Linked DNA regions of Homo sapiens: region 1 is linked to region 2. A link is a loop called in an ENCODE intact Hi-C map of the cell type or tissue named here. Cell type or tissue: GM12878. All regions are shown on one strand. Links, peaks and the distances in the headings refer to the core of each region. The heading gives the core; the rest is flanking DNA. Region 1 has its middle 9.2 kb from the start of SLC2A10. Region 2 has its middle 8.0 kb from the start of ZNF334.

What was found. Peaks named below come from ENCODE experiments on the same cell type or tissue, not always from the same donor. Only the 100,000 strongest peaks of a DNase experiment are listed, where the experiment ranks them.
Region 1: it touches region 2 in a loop (13-fold over the local background); 54 of 110 quality-filtered maps call a loop at or near these places.

What each region holds. Positions count from the first base shown.
Region 1 is chr20:46,695,563-46,705,362 of GRCh38, reverse strand. No RefSeq gene overlaps it. Among named protein-coding and RNA genes, the nearest start is that of SLC2A10, 9.2 kb to the left of the region's middle. RefSeq lists enhancers at 1,731-2,503, 9,122-9,241. In GM12878, for the core only: a CTCF peak has its summit at 5,412 (motif pointing right); no DNase peak of the experiment used is centred there.
Region 2 is chr20:46,516,640-46,526,439 of GRCh38, reverse strand. No RefSeq gene overlaps it. Among named protein-coding and RNA genes, the nearest start is that of ZNF334, 8.0 kb to the right of the region's middle. In GM12878, for the core only: a CTCF peak has its summit at 5,265 (motif pointing left); a DNase peak (open chromatin) is centred at 5,239.

The sequences.
Region 1 (9,800 bases), core at 982-8,981, 180 kb before region 2:
AGGGTTGGATTAGGGCTGAGAAAGGGAGTATAACTTGCACATTTAGAGTTTGTTTTGTAAGTGGATTCTGCTTTGAGATTTTATTTTGTATTTTTTGCGATGGAGTCTCACTATGTTGCCCAGGCTGGAGTGCAGTGGCTATTCACAGGCATGAGGATAGTGCCCTTCAGCCTCTAACTCCTGACTCAAGTGATCCTCCTGCCTCAGTCTTCTGAGTAGCAAAGACTATAGGCATGTGCCGCCATGAAATTGTCCTCATAGGGTTAACTAGAATTACATGCTGGGTTCTGGGCAGAAACATAGTTATAATTAAGCATTAATTTGGCTGCCCTTTGGCCCACTTCCTTGTAACTGAAAGTCATGTGGCACTAGATACTGCCATTTGCATCCCCATTGTTCCTACAGATAGGATTTCTGACCTTTGCATCATAAGGCTTTTTGTTTAGGAATTGCTTAAGATGTTCTTCAGATCCTGAATTCCAGTGGACCGGCAGACACCAACCAGTTTGAAGACCCCCACAGAGGAACTGAATCAGCCTAAGAACGAAATTTCTTTATCTCCCTGTCCTGTGACTTCACTCTGCATTCTTCAACCAAACGACGATCCCTATACCTCAGCCCACTCCAAAACCCTTAAAATCCCAAGGCTGAAACTCCTCCAGGAGGTGGATTTGAGGTTTCCTTCTGTCTCCTCATTCAGCTGCCCTAAGATTTTTTTTAACTCTTTCTCTGCCGCAACCCTCTGTATTGGTGTATTGACTTGCCCTGCTTCAAGCAACAGACCTGTTATAGTCACAACCACACCCAGCTTACTTTGAGATCTTTTTTCTTTTTCTTTTCTTTTTTTTTTTTTTTGAGACAAAGTCTCACTCTGTCACCTAGGCTGCAGTGCAGTGGCACGATCTTGGCTCACTGCAGCCTCCGCCTCCCAGGTTCAAGAGATTCTCGTGCCTCAACCTCCCAAGTAGCTGGGATTACAGAGGCCTGCCACCGCGCCTGGCTAATTTTTGTATTTTTAGTAGAGACTGGGTTTCACAATGTTGCAGTCTGGTCTCGGATTCCTGGCCTCAAGTGATCTGCCCGCCTCAGCCTCCCAAAGTGCTGGAATTACAGGTGTGAGCCACCACACCCGGCCACTGTGAGATCTTAATTACTGTTTTTCTCTGTCTTCTCATTTACCATTTATAACCCCCTTCCAACTCTCTCTATATCTCTTCTTTGCATATTTCTATCTGTTGTACTTATCACCATCTGATACACTGTATATCTTTTTTTAAAGACAGAAACAAAAATGGAGCTCTTTATTAAAATAGCAATATATGACACATTAAAGAACATCATATGTTAAAAATAATACATATTTGGAACAAAACTCAAAAACCTAGTTACATTTTGGTATCTTTCTAGATAAGCAGTTGTTTTTTTCTTCATTTCTTTATATATGTGTGTGTGTGTGTGTGTATATATATATATATATATATATATATATAAGCTTTATTGAACTATTAAAAGAAAAACTTTGGACCAATTAAATTTAACAGAGTTTAATGGAGCAGAGGATAATTTGTGAATTGGGCAGCCCCCCGAACCAGAATAGGTGTTACCACATGGTTGGAGAGGATTTATGGACACAAAAAGGAAAGTGACATAGAGAAAACGGAAGTGAGGTACAGAAACAATTGGATTGGTTACAGCTTGGCATTTGTCTTATTTGAACACAGTTTGAACAGTTGGCCACCACTGATTGGCCAAAACTTGGTGACTGGTGCAAGGGTAAGTTGTAGTCTGTTTACACATCTAGTTAGGTCATGGTTCATCACGTACAGGGAAACCTTTAGGCTGAACTAGAAATAGGTAAGGAGGCAGCTTCAGGCTAAACTTAATTTAACAGAAGCACAGTTGGCATATGATAAGCTGCTCATACTTAAAGTGTATAGTTTGACAAATTTTCACACATTTACACCTGTGAAACCATCACGTGAAACCATCATCACAATTAAGATAAGGAACATATCTATTATCCTTAACACATTATATCTCTCATTTATTTGTTTACTCTGTCTTCTCCCTTAAAATGAAGCTCTATGAGTGGGATTTTTTTTTTTTTGGAGACAAGATCTCGCTCTGTTGCCGAGGCTGGAGTACAGTAGAGCAATCACAGCTCACTGCAGCCTTGACCACCCCAAGCCCAAGTGATCCTCTCACCTCAGCCTCCCAAGTAGCTGGGACTATAAGCGTGTGCCACCACATTGGGCTAATTTTTTTATATTTTCTGTAGAAATGGGGCTTTGCCACATTGCCCTGTCTGGTCTCAAATTCCTGGGCTCAAGGAATTTGCCTCGGCCTCCCAAAATGCTGGGATTACAGGCATGAGTCATCGCACCTGGTCAGGAATTTTTTTAAATCTCCCTTTTTCTCTTCTGTATCCCAGTGTTTTGGTTCAGGATAAACATCTAGAATTACACCTAGCACATACTAGTTGCTAAATCATAATTGTTGAAGGATTTTACCTTCCTCTTGTTCACCCAAGCAGCCAGCTTACAAGACTGCCTGTTTTTTGTTCCCCAAACTCTAACCTTAAAAAGAACTTAGATTAGAGGCTGCAAATTCATACGCCTACAGGGCCCACTGAGGTGTTATAAGTGAGGGAAGTGAGCCGGGCATAAGGCAGTGCGGAGTGGTGAGGACTGTGGCAAGCTGAAGGCTGTTCATTCAGGGCGGAAGTCAGCAGACTACAATCAGCTGACTGTTTTGTCTATAAAGTTTTATTCGAACACAGTCATGCCTGTGCATTTCCATATTGTCCATGGTTGCCTTTGCACTACAACAGCAAAGTTGAGTAGTTGTAACAGACATGATGGTATGGCCCACAGTGCTTTAAATATTTACTATCTGGCCTTTCAGAAAAAGTTTGACAACCACAGGTCGAGACTCTCAGGGCGCCAGATGGGGTGGCTCATGCCTGTAATCCTAGCACTTTGGGAGGCCGAGGTGGGTGGATCGCTTTGAGCTCAGGGGTTGGAGACCAGCCTGAGCAACATGGCAAAACCCTGTCTCTATAAAAAATACAAAAATGAGCCGGGCATGGTGGCTTGTGCCTGGGATCCCAGCTACTCAGGGGGCTGAGGCTGAAGGATCACTTGAGCCAGGAAGTGGAGGTTGCAGTGTACTGAGATTGCACCACTGCACTCCAGCCTAGGTGATAGAGCGAAACCCTGCCCCCACCCCCCACCCCCCACCCCCACCCTTGCCAAAAAAAAAAAGGACTAACAGGGACAGCTGGGTGGAGCTCAGCAGGCTGGCTAGGTAGGAATGTGGACCTGATGCTAATATTTTTCATTATAGGAAACGTGAACTTTCCTGATTTTTTTTTTAATGAAGCAGGAGATATTATGTTTTAAAAACAAGGTGTTAGCAAACCGGACACAACCCAAAGGACACCAGAATCCATATCAAGTTAACTGGCTAGGACACAGACAACCTCAACAAAGCTTCCCCTGTGTCCCATGTCCTACATCCTGCCCAGAGTAGCAGAGCACCTCTAAACCTGACTCAGTCATTGGGAAGGCTGATGTTGGGCCAAACAGATTCCATTTGCCCCACGGTATTCGTCATGGTTAACTGTTGCCACAAAATTGCTACACAACAAATAAACAGAACAACAACAAAAGATTCCCACAAAACCTCAGGGGCATAGAAAAATATGTATTTATTTCCCAGGATCTGTGCTCTTCTCTCCCATGTCTGCTATTTGGCTGATTCTCTCGTTGGTCTGCAAATCATCTCTGCTCCACATCTCTCATCCTGGCAGTCAGGATGCTTTCAGTTGCAAGTTACAGAGACCTAACTCAAAGCAGCTTAAGAAAAAAATATATTTGTTGGTTAACATATATTTTAAAATTCTGCTTCAGGCATGGCCGGATCCAGGGTTAAATGATTTCATCAGATCTCTGTAATTCTCTGCTTCTTCTATTTTGGGTTCCCTCTCAGGCAGGTTTACTGGGTAGTCCCAGACTCACATCCTCACAGTTTATTTTCCTTGGTATAAAGAGAGCTTGTCTTTTCAAAGAGCTCTCTCCAAAGTCTCAGAATTGAGTCTCATTGGCCAGGCTGGGAGCCGGTGGAGTATGCTAATGAGTCAGTTCTGATTCACATGGAAGAGGAGTGGTTTACTGATTCAATTACTTCATGAATAATTAATGAGATTCATGAACAATTAATTTTATGAATGAATAAATTCATTCATTCTTACATTTAATTATTAATTCAACAGGTATATATTGAGTATTTATTATGCTGATAACTTATCTAAGTGCTGGGAACCGAGAAATGATCAAAACAGAGAAAAACTCTTGTCTCCATGGAGCTTACATTCAATAAAGGGAGACAGACGACAGATTTTACATTTTTTACATATTTTACAATATGTAAAATACAATACAATACAAGATAAATACGTAAATTGTATAAGGTACCAGATAATGATAAACAGTATGGAGAAAAATAAAGCAGGGAAAGAGGATCAAAGTTGCAAGAGGAATGGCAGTGTGCCAATTCCTAATCAGGTGGTTTGGGAAGTCCTCAATGAGAAGGTGACACTTGGGAAAAGACCTGAATGAGGTGAGAGAATGGGCAGAAGGATACCTGTGGGATCAGCATTCCAAGCAGAGGAAACAGCACGCGCCAGAGCCCTGAGGCAGGAGTGTGTCTGAGGAAGAGCAGGGAGGCCAGGATGGCTGGAGCAGAATGAGGGGAAGAGAGATAGGAGACGAGGGCAGAGGTGACGAGCGATACGCAGGGCTTTTGGGGACTTCTGCAAGACTATGTGACCCAGGCCTTCTGTCTCCTAGTGCATTGCTCCTTGCTCCTCTCCAAACAACCTTTTCTCTATATGACTTTCTCCTTTTACTCCTTCCTTCACCCCTGTGGCTCAAGGATGGTGACAGCTCCACGGTTACCCTCTCTGGGGTACTGCACTATCCCTTCCCTTCTGGTTCCCAAATACTAGGCTTGAACCATTGCAAATAGTCCTTTATCCCTGCTCTGCCTGCTCCACTGTCACTGAACGCTACTCAGCTGACTTGAAACAATCACAGATTTGTCCCCTAGTAGTGCCTTAGTTTGTAAAACCTTCACGTGATTGATCAAATTTGAATTCCGTAAGAACTCATGAGTCCTGTATAATTAATCTGAGGAAGCCTCCCCTGTGTCCCGTGTTTTATCATTTTCTCTGTTTTGATCATTTCTCTGTTCCCAGCATTTAGATAAGTGAGGAAACTGAGGCTCGGAAAGGATAAACCAGGTTTCTCAACCTCAGCACTATTGACATTTTGGACTGAAAGACTGTTGTAGGAAGATGCTCTGTACTGTAGGATGTTTAGCAGCATCGCTGGCTTCTTCGCACTAGAGGGCAGCACACTCCCTGCTCCTCGCATTGCCAAATATTCCCTGGGAGGCAAAATCTCTTCCGTTTGAGAACCACTGGGTTAAATGTATGCGTGTAGCATGATGGTTACGGATATAAGCATAGGTACTGCATGAAATTTATTGGAAGTGTCTTTAAAGCCAGCCAGAATGCAGTCATGATTGACAGAGCTCCAGCAGCCATTTTGTGCCATGAGACCTTGAGAGTAGAAACTGAACCCAGCAGAGCAACCCCACAGCAGCAATCTGGGTTCCTAACTCCGTGATGTACCACTTCAGGCCTGGCCCCACTGTCTCTGTACTTCAAAGATAAACTGCTAGATTGTTTGAGTCACTGCTATTGTGAGTCTTTCTGTTATTCACAAATGAACCAAATCATTTCTAGTATGTTTCAACAGTAATGGGATAAAGATGTAGTTTTTAAAAATCATCATTAAAAATATATTATCCCACTACACTCATATAAAGGGAAATCTAATGTTCTGGAGCTGGATTCTAGGAGTAGGGTGGATGGAGGAGGCTGAAATTTCTCCTAATCACTTCTTGCTTTTTTTCCCTGTACTCTTGCCTAATTCCCTATCACTGCTCGTCTTCATGCCTGTAATAGTTGTCCGATTTTTCTTACAACTTTGGAGTCGTGCACTAGGCAATGTATGTGGTTATATTTATTGGAGGTTTGCAGTGATGGAGGCTTGTTATCACCCAGAACAGTGCCGAAATTTTCTTTTAATTTAAAATTCAACATTACAACATTACAATTCTAAACATGTATCATCTTCTTCCCACAACAAGAAATTCTGGCCTGCTGACCTGTAGTGAGCATCCCGGACTTTTGCCTGCCTGACATTCATTATACCTTCTCCTGGTAAGACCACTCAGATTTTCCTTTGGGGAGCCACACCTTCTTCACTCTCCATGTGAATTCCAATGGGGCTGGCTCCACCTCCCCTTTCCACATGACCAGATCTGGCCAATCAGTCTTTTCCATTGCTTTGTCTACAGTAGTGTGTTCAGAAACAGTTATGTGACCCAAGGCAGACCAATGAAAATTGATCCTGGATTTTTGCTAGAACTGTTGGGGGAAAATAGTGTAGCAGGCAAAATAACAATCCACAAAGACGTTCCTATTCTCATCTCTGGAGACTGTGAATATATTAGGCCACATGGCAAAGGGGAATTCAGGTTGCAGATAGAATTAAAGTTGTGAGGCCGGGTGCGGTGGTGGCTCACGCCTATAATCCCAGCACTCTGGGATGCCGAGGTGGGTAGATCACTTGAGGTCAGGAGTTCAAGACCACCCTGGCCAACATGGCGAAACCCCGTCTGTACTAAAAATACAAAAATTAGCTAGGCATGGTGGCACACGTCTGTCATCTCAGCTACTCGGGAGGCTGGGGCAGGAGAATTGCTTGAATCTGGGAGGCGGAGTTTGCAGTGAACAGAGATCAGGCCACTGCACTCCAGCCTGGGTGGCAGAGTAAGTTAAGACTTCATCTCAAAAAAATAAAGTTGCTAGCCAGCAGATTTTGGAAAGATTATCCTGGATTAGCCGGGTGGGCCTAATGTAATCACAAGGATCCTTAAAAGTAGAAGGAGGCAGGAGAGAGAGCTGGGGAGATGGCAGCCTGAGAAGGCGATATGGTTTGGATGTGTGTTCCCTCCAAATCTCATGTTGAAATATGACCCCTAATGTTGCAGGAGGGGCCTAATGGGAAGTATTTGGGTCATGGGGGCAGATCTCTCATGAATGGCTTGGTGCCTTCTGCATGTTCATGAGTGAGTTCTTGCTCTATTAGTCCATGTGAGATCTGGTTGTTCAAAGAGCCCACTGGCACCTCCTCCCTTCTCTCTTGCTCCCTCTCTCACCATGTGGCACGTCTGCTCCCCTTTCACCTTCTGCCATGATTGCAAGCTTCCTGAGGCCTCACCAGAAGCAGATGTGGTGTTGTGCTTCCTCTACAGCCTGCAGAACCATGAGCCAAAATAAACCTCTTTTCTCTATAAACCACCCAGCCTCAGGTATTCTTTATAGCAACACAGAGTGTCCTTACACAGAAGGAATTGACCGGATGTTGCTGGCCTTGAAGACAGAGAAAGGGGGCTATCAGACAAGGAATGTGGGCAGCTTTTAGACATTAGAAAAGCAGGTAAACAGATTCTATCCCTAAAGCCCCCAGAAAGGAACACAGCCCTGCTGACACTCCAATTTCACCCCAGTGAGACCCATTTCAGACTTCTGATCTCTAGAACTGTAAGATAATAAATGTCATTTAAGGCTGGGCATGGTGGCTCATGCCTGTAATCCCAACACTTTGGGAGGACAAGGTGGGCAGATTGCTTGAGTCCAGGAGTTTGAGACCTGGCCAACAGGGCGAAACCCAATCTCTACTAAAAATACAACAAATCAGCAGGGCGTGGTGGCTCACACATGTAGTCCTATAGTCCCAGCTACTCGGGAGGTTTCAGCAGAAGGATTGCTTGGGCTTGTAGGGGGGAGTTGAAGCTGCAGTGAGCCCTGATCATGCCACTGCACTCCAGCCTGGATGACAGAGTGAGACCCTGTCTCAAAAAAAAAAAAATGTCACTTAAGCTACTAAGTGTGTGGCAATTCGTTGCAGCAGCAATGAGAAACCAGTGCAGAAGGGTCTGTTCTTTCTGCTGGGGTTGCTGGGCTGGTTGATGTGGAGCTCATCATGAGAAAGGGAGCACTCCTGGAGATAAAGCCATTGAAGATGAAAGCAATGTTGAGAGGCAGCCAGATACATCCTGTGAGCCCCTGGGTCCAGCTGCACCTAAAATAAATTTCTTTTTGTGGTTAAGCTTGTTTCTGTCATTTGCAGCCACCATGGCGATGAATAATGCAAAATGTATCCCCATTGGGCAGTCACTGGCAGTGCTATGCTCAGTCCCCTGGATGCCTTGCCCTTCACTGCACATGGCTGACAGTCAAGCCGGCATCTGCATTTGGGCTCTCTCTGCCCCTGCTCTGCTGCTTTGTGGCAGGCCAGGAGCACAGAGAAAGTAACATCTCTTGGGAACAACCCTCAGTCAACGACTGCTGTCTAAGTACCCAGGTCCCTTGCCCCTTGGGTCTGAGGCCTGAGTCATCTACACTGGCTTCTGTTCCCCAGTGGGATTCAGCTCTAGTTGCCCAGAGTGGAAATGGGCTCACCTTTCACTGACTGCCTTCCTGTCCTTACCTCACTCCTCTCCTGGTGTTTCTTGATATTACAGTTGTCTGGGAATTGGAGACCAGCCTGGGCAACATAGTAAGACACCCATCTTTATAAAAAAATACAAAAATTAGCTAGGTGTGGTGGCTCATGCCTGAAGTCTTAGCTACTCAGGAGGCTGAGGCCAGAGAATCGCTTGAGACCAGGAGGTTGGAGGCTGCAGTGAGCTGAGATCATGCCACTGCACTCCAGCCTGGGTGACAGAGTGAGACCCTGTTTCTTAAAAAAGAAAGAAAGAAAAAAAGCAGAGACCAAGTAGAAGGGGGAGTTTCACGGGAGATAAGTTTGGAAGTGGATGCAGGGATCTTATGCAGGGCCTCCTGGGCTGAATTAAGGATTGGATCTTTATCCTAAGTGCAGTGGGGAGCCACTGAAAGGCTTTAAATTGAGTTTCCTGCCACAGAAGCCAGAACCAGTCTGACCATAGCAAGCCTGGGTCTTGTAAATATGTTTTCATGCAGATTTCTAAGGCAGAGGCTCAGATGAATTTGGTAACCATAGAGACAACTACGTGGACACTAACAATTATGATAATGAAGCCACAAACTTGGGAAACTGGGAGTTATAAATAGAATTGGTTCTGGGTAGGCTTTGAGTAGTCTGGGCTGATGAAAGGTGCTAGAAACCACATTATGCCAACATAAAGGATCTTATGTTTGAAAAAGCGACCTGCCTCGTGTGTGAATGAAACCTAAGGACTGCAGAGCCCAAGGCATTGGTGTCATAGCAACCCTCAGACCAAAGGGCTTTTCTTTGGTATTTCAAACAGGGCCCCAGTGACTAGTGGGTGGAAGGAAGGAAAATGAACAAATGAAGAGTGTCTGCTATCCACCAGGCACCCTTATGTTGAACATCTTGTTTAATTTTTATAAGCACTTGCCAAAGTAGAACTAATTATCCCCATTCTGAAGATGATTAAACTGAAATACAGAAAAATGATGTTGGTGGGCGTCACAGTGTGCCAGCCATTTGTGGCTGCCTTTCCAATAGCTATGCCCAGCTCGCTTGCTCGTTGCTTATAGAACACATCTCCATCTTCAAAGGCTGAAGATGCCAGATCCTCACTTTTCCAGCTTCCTCTGTAGCTAAGCCAAAGGCACATGGGCCAACTATGACCGATGCCCTTTATGGGAAGTGTGATGG
Region 2 (9,800 bases), core at 959-8,958:
GTCAGGAGTTCGAGACCAGCCTGACCAACATGGCGAAACCCCGTCTCTATGAAAAATACAAAAATTAGCCAGGCATGGTGGTTGGCACCTGTAATCCCAACTACTCGGGAGGCTGAAGCAGGAAAATTGCTTGAACCCGGGAGGTGGAGGTTGCAGTGAGCCAAGATTGTGCCATTGGACTCCAGCCTGGGCAACAAAAAAAAAGAAAAAGAAAAAAAAAAGAAGACACCAGCATTTTCAGTTATCTGTAACTCAGCCCAATGGGTAGAAGGTGATGCTAGAAATTCTGATAGAAAACTCAGGTGTAATGGGGAGAACTCATGTGTGGTATACACTGATGGTTGCCTAATCAACACCATTACCTGCCCCACCCCCAAATTATTTCTTGATGGCTTCCCATTGTGGAGGTTGGAGATTCCTGGTTCTCACTCTTCTGGCTTCTCTTGCAGCTGGGGATTGGGTATGTGCCCCAATCCTGGCCAATGGAGCCTACAGGAAATCTTCCAGAAGGGCTTCTGGAAAAAGATTTTTCTTCCTGATAAAGAGACATATAAAGAGAAATGGTCCTTGGTGTCTTTAAACATGGTTTCATGTCAATATGATGCTTGGAACTGTGGCAGCCATCTTGTAATCATGAGAAGACAGGTTTGAGGGCAAACATTAACAAGCTAAGGATGGACGAGGGAAAGATGAGAAGAGTCTGAGTGTTTGATAATATAATTTACTGGCTCAGCCAGTTCTGCTGTTGCCTACTTCAGACTCCTTGTTAAGCTGAGATAGTAAGTTTCCCCCCTCCTTTTCAAAATAAATTTTTAAATTTTAGAATAGTTTTACATTTTTGAAAAATTGTGAAGATAGTGGAAAGAGCTCCTATATACCCCACACCCAGCTTCTTGTATTATTAATATCTTACATTTATGTTACATTGTTATAATTAACAAACCAACATTAATACATTATTATTTGATAAAGCCCACACTTTATTCAGGTTCCTTTGGTTTTGATCTAATGTCCTTTTTCTGTCCCAGGATTCTGTCCAGGGTGCCACATTACATTTAGTTATCACATCTCCTTAGGATCCTCTTGGCAGTGACAGTTTCTCTGACTTGCCTTATTTTTGATCATCTGGACAATTTTGAGGCATACTGCTCAGGTAGATTCTCCCTCAATGGGGATCTGTCTGATGTTTTTCTTGTGATTAGACTGGGGTTATGGATCTTTTTGAGGAAGATCACAGAGGTAAACTCCTCCACAGACTGCAAAGCAATAAGGTTGTAACCCCATAAAGGGAGAGACTTTATTCTCAATACATCATATCAAGGGTGCATATTATCACCATGACTTACCACTGCTGATGTAGCCTTCATCTCCTAGCTGAGGGAGTGTTTGCCAGAAGCTTCCTTCACTGTGAAGCTAATCTTTTCCTTCCTTGCCTTCCTCTTTGGGAGGAAGTCACTAGATACTGCCTACATTAAGAGGTGGGGAGTAATGCTTTACCTCCTTGAGGGAGAAGTAGCTACATAAATGATTTGAAATTCTGCAAATATGATTTGTCTATTCTCCCCTCATTTATTTATTATTGAGTCACTTATTTTTTATCTGTATGGGCTCATGATATTTATTTCATACTTTGGATTATAATCTAATACCACTTTATTTTGTTACCGAATTGCTCTAGCTTTGACCATTGTGTGCTCTTTCAGTTGGCAGGGGATGGGGGATAAAGGGTTCTTATATCCAAGGCCTATAGTAGGGACTACTGAAATGCAGACCAAATAGGGGTCCCAGCAAGCCCTCAGGGGATCTGAAGCACTTGCAAGACCTGAAATTGAAGCTTTGTCAGCAAGGAGATATTGCTGAACTTCTCTGAAAACAACTGCTGTGCCTTTCTCCTGCTGAAAGAAAAACCAGAAGTTAAACCAATGATCGATGCCAGTAGTGGTGAAATTTTTTCTTATTTTTTTCTCTAATGCCTTTGTAAACTGAATCCTATAGTATATTAATAGATTCAAATCTTTTATAAGTTCATTTATAGATATTCTGTGAAGGGGAGTTTCCTCTCCCAAACTGGACTGAAGCTGGGACAGGAGACAGGGAAGATGCCCAATGGACTAAATAAGCCAGCTCAGGAATTAAGCAAAGCAATGAAGGAAGAGTTGCCCCAACAAGGTCAGGTAGTGGAGGGGAAATGAGTACCTAGGAGGAATGACTTGAGACCTTGTACACAAAAGCCATGAGGTGGCTTTATCAAGCACTAACCTTAAATTCAGCACCAGGGGTGAAGGACAGCTACCCTGAGTTCTACTGAGATTTCTTCTGGCCCTAAATTAAGGCTGATCTTCCAGGTCAGGGCTTCTCCACAAATCAAACCTTATTTTCCAGCTGATTGTGTAATATCTCAACCCCAATAACTGAATTAGAATTAATCTCTTTTCTGTCTCTTCCCTTATTAATAGGACCTCATCCCAAATTGTCTTTATTTCTCCCTTGCATCAAAGTTAGTATAGCGTAATTGCATAATAGTTATGAGCTTGGGCTCTGGACTCAGACAGCCTGTGTTTAAATAAAAACTCTGTGGCTTCCTAGTGGTGTAACCCTGTGCAAATTTCCGTTTTTGACCATTGTGAGTCTTTGCTTGATCAGTTCATTTAACAAATATTTGTTAAGTTCCTCCAATATATAAAGGACATGTCTGGGTCTTGGGTATACAGCTGTGCTTCTTATATAAGCTGCACTCTCTTGGGATGAAACAGGCAGCACACACATACTCAAAAAATCCATAAAATAATTTCAAAGTGATAAATATTATAAAGAAAATTAAAGAAGACATTGTGGTACAGAGTAACTTAAGGGAGAGACTTTAGCTGGAATACTTGGAGGAGCCATCTTTGAAGAGATGAGATTTGAGTGGAGATCTGAAGGGATGAGATGGAACCAGCCATCTATCGAGTCAGAATAAGAGAGTTCCAGGTACAGGGTAGCAAGTACGCAAGCTCTGAGGTAGGAAGGACCATGTCATGTGTTTTAGTTTCCTAGAGATGATGTAACAAATTAACACAAACTGAATGGCTTGAAACAACAGGAGTTAATTCTTTTGCTGTCCTGGAGGATCGAAGTCCAAAGTCAAGCTGTCAGTAGGGCCATGCTTCCTCGAAAGCCTCTATAAGCATTCTTATCATACCCCACTAGGCAAGGGCCCAACTGAAGGGACATCCGTATCATATCCTGCTGGGCAAAAGTCCAAGGAAAACCCTATTCACATCCCACTGGAGAAAGGGCCAGACTACCTGATCATAAGCACATCTTTTCAATATCCTGTTGGGCAGCAAGCCATACTGCCCAGACCCCTCCTCCCCATACCTATAAGTACCCCAGCCTGTAATCAGCAGAGGGCTCTGGCATTAAGCTGGTCCCCTACTTCTGCAGGTTTTTGCAATATACCTATGTTGCTGTTGAGCCACCCTCTGTGTGTGTGCGTGTCTTTCTTTAACCCTCGCCTTCCCTTCAAAACCTAACAGGAAGCTCTGAGAGCAGGGACCCTGTTGGCATCATCTTTGAAGTGCCTACGATGCCCAGCTGAGCTACAAGAATTCTCTAACTCTGAGATTCTTCTCCAACTGCCTACTGGCATTTGGACCCAGATGGCAAACCCAACATGGCCAACCTGAATTCTTCCTCCTCCCAGACCACTTCCATCCCCCTCCTACACCTAACCCCCTGGGTCATCCCAGATCTCCTGCCCCCTCCACCCCTCACATCGAATCAGTTACTTCCTTCTCCATGACCATTGCGTGCTGGGCCATTGTCTCAGTCTCCTCTTTGGTCTGCTTGCCTCCAGCCTCTCCCACTCTCCTCCCTTTCCCCACACACTGCCCACAACATCCAAGGGCACCTGTCAGGTAGTCATTGTGTGCATGAGCTTCAGGGTAAAACTAGACCTGAAGTGAATACTTACCCCACCACTCTCTAACAGTGTGGTCACAGGCAAGTTATTTATTAGAGTGACAACTTGTCCCTGTTTGCCCAGGACTGCCCCACTTCTAGCATTGAAAGACCCAAGTCTTGGGAAAATTCTATTTCTATTTCTATTTATAAATTATTGGATGTATATTTATATTTAACGTAAGCTTAGTTTACATATTTGTGAAATAGGATCTATAGTATTACTTAACATGTAGCATTGTTCTGAGGATTAACTGTTATAAGAGGTAGAAACTGCTTGCTTGTAGCAAGCCTAAAATGCATTTCATTCTATTCTTTCACAATACTTCCCCCCATTTGGAATTCTATAGCTGTCTGTAATCATCTACATACTGTGGTCTTTCTCACCAGATTCTGAGTAGGCAGTGACCATGCATGACTGGCTTCTTCACCGCTGAGTCCTCTAATCTAATACCATGCCTGGCACATAGTAGGTACCCCCAAAATATTTGTTGGATGAATAAATGAATGGATAATGAATAAAGACTAGTTTTAATCTTAATACCCAAGACCTTTTGCTGAAATCTGGTTCCTTGAGAAAGTTTTGAGGCACAGATTGTGACTTTTTGGAGTTCTCCGGTTGCTAGCAACAGAAAGCATCTCTGGCGAACTAAATCAAAAGGGAATTTGATTTCTATTGGAGTTGGAAAACAAAAAAAGAAAAGAACCAGGGAGAACTCTGGAGATCCATGTAGCTGGAGCTAATGGGCAGTTGCTTCACAGCATTCATGTCAGTATGAACAGGATGAACATTCTACTCAGGATTCAAAATCAAATCCATGATATGCTTGGTTCAGACAATGTGCTTGTATCTAGACCAGGAGCACAATGGGCAACTTGGACCATCTTTCAAGGGCTGTTATTGACAGTTGTACAGGTTGGGCACTCCTCAATTCCAGTAGGCACCACTCATCACAGTCTGAATGGATGGATTCTCTGGAGTTATGCAGTGCACAGCCTATGAGAGTGTATACAGGAGACCTGAGTGGTGGTGGTATAGTTCCCCAAAGGAAAATTGAAGTGTTTGTTATGAGAAAAAGGAGGACCAGAAGAAAAAACAACACGTCCACCACAAATGAATTGACTCGAGTTAACAGCTGTGGGAGGTTGACATTATTTGATGTATCAGCAAGAGCTAGGCCTTCCCAGGCCTTCCTCAGCACTTGCTATCAGCCAGGCCTTCTTTACCTTGCAGCCACAGACACTGAGCCTTCACAGCGAGGTCGCCTGACAAAGCAACAACAAAGTCAGTCTGACAACCACTGGCCTGTGCCAATGCTGCCACTTAGTGGCCTTCATGGAAACCACACTATCCAGTGTGGGCTTGCCAGTCTGCCTTCTTCTTACCTTGTCCCTCTCCCTCCATTCCTTCCCTCCCCTCCCCTCCTCTGCCCTGCCCTCCCCTTCCCTCCTGCAATGCTGGAACTCCTCCTTCTTTGGTTTGGTAGTAAACCCTACCTATACCTTTCTTTTGGCTTGGAATTCCTCTCCTTGATCACTATTTGACCATCTTTATTGGTTATTGGTGTAAAGCAACATCATTTATTATTATTATCTGTCATGATTCTGAAGGTTCACTTATAGGCGGTCCACACTCAGGCAGGTGGTGGCTGGGGATGGAGTCCTCTTGAAGGCTTTCTTATTCACATGTCTGTTGGCTAGGACCTTAGCTGGGAATTTTACCCACAATGTCCACACATGGCCTCCTCATGTAGCCTGGGCTTCCTCATGGCATGGCGTCCAGGTCCCAAGAGTGAGCATCCTCAAACAGAGAGCTGGGCGGAGACTGTATTGCCTTTTATGCCCAGGCCTTGTTAGTCACGTGGCCTCACTTCCACCATATCCTTTTAGTTGAGGCAGTCATGAAGGTCTATCCAGGTTTCAGGGGAGGGGACATAGAGTCCACCTTTTGATGGGGGAGTGATGCAGTAAGAAGAGAAAGTAGGATGGGAGATATTGTAATGGGCATCTTTGGAAAATACAACATGCTTCACCATAACAAACAAGGCCCAACTAGCCAGCCATGTCATTCATAGGCCTGACTGGAGCTCAAACCTGGCAAACTGCACCACACTCTCTGGCCTCTGCACATACTGTTCCTTCTGACCAGAGGAATCCTCTTCACCCTTGGCTGCCAATTCTAATCTATCAGATCCACACTGAATGTTCGCTTCCTCCTGGAGGCTACTTCTGAACCCACTGTCCAGGGTGAGCAGCCATCTCCTCTCTGCCCACAGTACTTGTTCTTATCTCCCTCATAGCACTCATTGCACCTGTCCTGCAAAGGGCTAAACTCTACTTAGACAGGATCTTGCCTCAGGTGCCATTTCCATTTCACTGGCTCACCTCCCATCAACATTAGCTTTCAGGAGGTTTGAATTCACAATCCCCACAGTTGGTCCTCCTCTCACCAAAGGTGATGTGGGACAGCTGAGCCCCCAAAGTGGGGCTTAACCTACGAGTGTTCTTGCCTTCACCCAGGAAAGAACTCAAAGGTGAGCTGGTGGTATCAGAAAACAATCTTTCATTCAACAGTACTGCTCCTTGCAGAGCAGGGCTAACTCATAGGCAGTATGCCCTGAGTCAGCAAACTATAGACTCTTGGTAACTATTTATACTCATGTAAACCCACTTTCAATTACATGTAAATTAAGGAGTGGATCAATGCAAATTGAGGGGCAGGTTATTTATAGCTTTCTAGAAAATGAGTGGTAACTTCTGGGCCATTGCCATGGCATTTTAAAACTGTCATGGCACTATGGGAGTATCTTACGCTATGAGCAATGAGGGCAGCCAGGGATCACATTTGTCCCCATCTGCTGGTTCCTGCTGGTTTCTTCACTTGATCCTGTCTGGATCAGATCCTGTTTTGATCAGCAGGGTTGTGACCAGAAAACAAGCCCTGTTGGTCTTCTACCTCAGAGAGAGGTGGGATTTGAAGCTCTGTGGAAATAAGAGTCATTCCGGATTCTGAATGACCCTGATAAGAAAAGAAGGAATCAGGGGCCAGGCCCCTGAAAGCTGGGCTGGCAGGACTCACAAGGGGCAGGATGGTGTGTGTGACAAAATTGTTTTGGGTACCAGGGACCTTGCAACAGGGAGAGGTTGTGATACCTCCAGACTCAGAGAGACCTCCAGTGTGGGAAGCAAGTCTTTCTCCTCCTCATTTACTTTAGCTCTGGAACACCTTATAATTCTCTTCGCCTCACACTATGCTTCAAGTGTTCTTCCCCTTCCTCCTCTGCACCACCCTTTGGAGCACTGTCCAAATATCTCTTCCCAGAAGAAGCGCTCTCTAACCCACAGACATTGTCTACTCCTGTATTATGTGAATTTCTCCTTTGTAGCCTTTACTACATTTTAAATTAAATAATCTTTTGCAGTATCAGGTTTTTTTGTATATCTCATCAACTAAAATGTAGATTTGAGTGGAGGTCACTAAAAAAAAGCTTGCAGGGAAATCTAGAACCTTAAATTCTTTTTTTTTTTTTTTTATGAGAGGAAGTCTCACTCTGTCACCCAGGCTGAGTGCAGTGGTGTGACCTCAGCTCACTGCAATCTCTGCCTCCTGGGTTCGAGCGATTGTCCTGTCTCAGCCTCCCAAGTAGCTGGGATTACAGGTGCCCACCACCACGCCTGGCTAATTTTTATATTTTTAGTAGAGACAGGGTTTTACCACGTTGGCCAGGCTGGTCTAGAACTCCTGACCTCAGGTGATCCACCTGCCTCAGGCTCCCAAAATGCTGAGATTATAGGTGTGAGCCACTGCACCCAGCCTTAAATTCTTATATTGACTGTGTCTAACTGAAGATGTTAAAATAAGAACAGGATAATTTAAAAAATCTATTTATTAATTAATTAATTTATTTATTCTGAGACCAGCTTATGAGACTGGATAATTTTTGTATTTTTGGTAGAGACAGGGTTTCACCATGTTGCCAGGGCTGGTCTCCAACTCCTGGGCTCAAGTGATCCACCCACCTCAGCCTCCCAAAGTGCTGGGATTACAGGTGTGAGCCATGTGCCCAGCAAAGAACAGAATAATTTTTTAATGATGAGGAAGAACATAATGCAGATAAAAGGAAGCAATCAATGAAATAGCAAAAAGAAACAATAGAAAGGATTAACCAAACCAAAAGCTAATTTTTTTTAAGTATTAACACAGCCTCCTGCTGTTTGGCCGGGTTCCTAACAGGCCACAGACCACTTCACACATCCTTATAAAGCTCAGGTGCAAGCACACTGACACCTGGATTACAGCAAAAGACCCTGAAGCACAGACAGAACCCATCTGAACCATGCCCAGATAGTCAATGTAGCTGGTATGCTAAATAGCACATCTTAAGAAATAATTTTTAAGTAGCAAATTTTAGTCTTCCACCACTCTTTAAACTTTTTTGAGGGAATCTCCCACTGGATAAAAACTCAGCAGAATCCAAGGTTTTCTGCTTCCTTTGAGGATAGACAGACCTGCAGTCATTTACCATAAACATAGTATCTATTTAGTAATTAGAATACCAGGACCTAGATATTGACCCTACAATCTTCATCCAAAGTGAATAAATGAAGATTACTTCAACTCTCTAATCTTCAAGTCAATCTTCATTTGCTTCCTCTTCCGGCTGAAACAGAAATACTAGGAAGAGAGAGGGCAGGGTACAGTGTAAGATGTCATGTACATGTTATGTAAAATGCATACAGTGCCTGGGTTATAGAGTTTATTTGGGAGGTGATTCCAGGAAGCAGGGATGAGAGACTGGAGATAATGAGATAAAGAAGGAGAAACGCCAATGTAAGCAGGTGAAAGTAAGGTCCCTGCTATGGACAACAGGGATTTGATTCTTCCAATAACTCTGAGAAGCATATGGAATGCTCCCAGAATTGTCTCCTGGAGGACTAAATGTTAAGACATTTGTTCATCATTATTTCCAGTGGAACTGTCTGCCACCTCCAAGACCCAAGATCTCTATCCCAACAAAGTTAGGAACCGGGCCGCACAGCAAGAGGTAAGCAGCAGGCAAGAGAGCACTACTGCCTGAGCTCCGCCTCCTGTAAGATCAGCGGTAGCATTAGACCTCATACAAGTGGGAACCCTATTGTGAACTGCGCACGTGAGGGATGTAGGTTGTACACTCCTTACGATAATCTAATGCCCCCCAACCCTGTCCATGGAAAAATTGTCTTCCATGTAACTGGTCCCTGGTGCCATAAAGTCTGGGGACCACTGCTCTATGGGATCAATTAATCCTACCATACAAGGCATCAGCCTAAAACAGCCATCCTGATAGAAGTATGATATTGCTTAGTAAAGGCTCAGCTAAGGCAGAGGTTTTGGAATGACACCCTAAGAGTTTTGGGTGTTGTCCACCAGGATGTAGCTTATGTATGGAACCAGTGGCTGATATATGCTATTGTATCCTCAAGTGGCTGGAAACGAAGTGATGACAGTAGAATTAACCTGTTTCATCATCACTCCCACTTTCTGAATTTGTGCTTTCCATCCCTGTAACTTTTATTATTTATTTATTTATTGAGAGTCTCGCTCTGTCACCCAGGCTTGAAGAATTGGAAATTTTGTTTATTTAATAAAATTTCTGTTAAAATAGTGGCAAATTTTGGTGCTTTCTTTGCTTTTTTTTGGTTTCCCTTCACAGAGTATTTAAAATACATCCAGAAAATCTTAGAAAAAGCAGATTAATGTTAATATGTATGAAATTTCTTTAATTTGTAAAAAGTTAAATTCTGGTTCCTTGCAGGAACATGTATAGACAAGAGGTATGTAAGAATTTAGATGACATTGCAAAGCAGTGGGCAAAAAA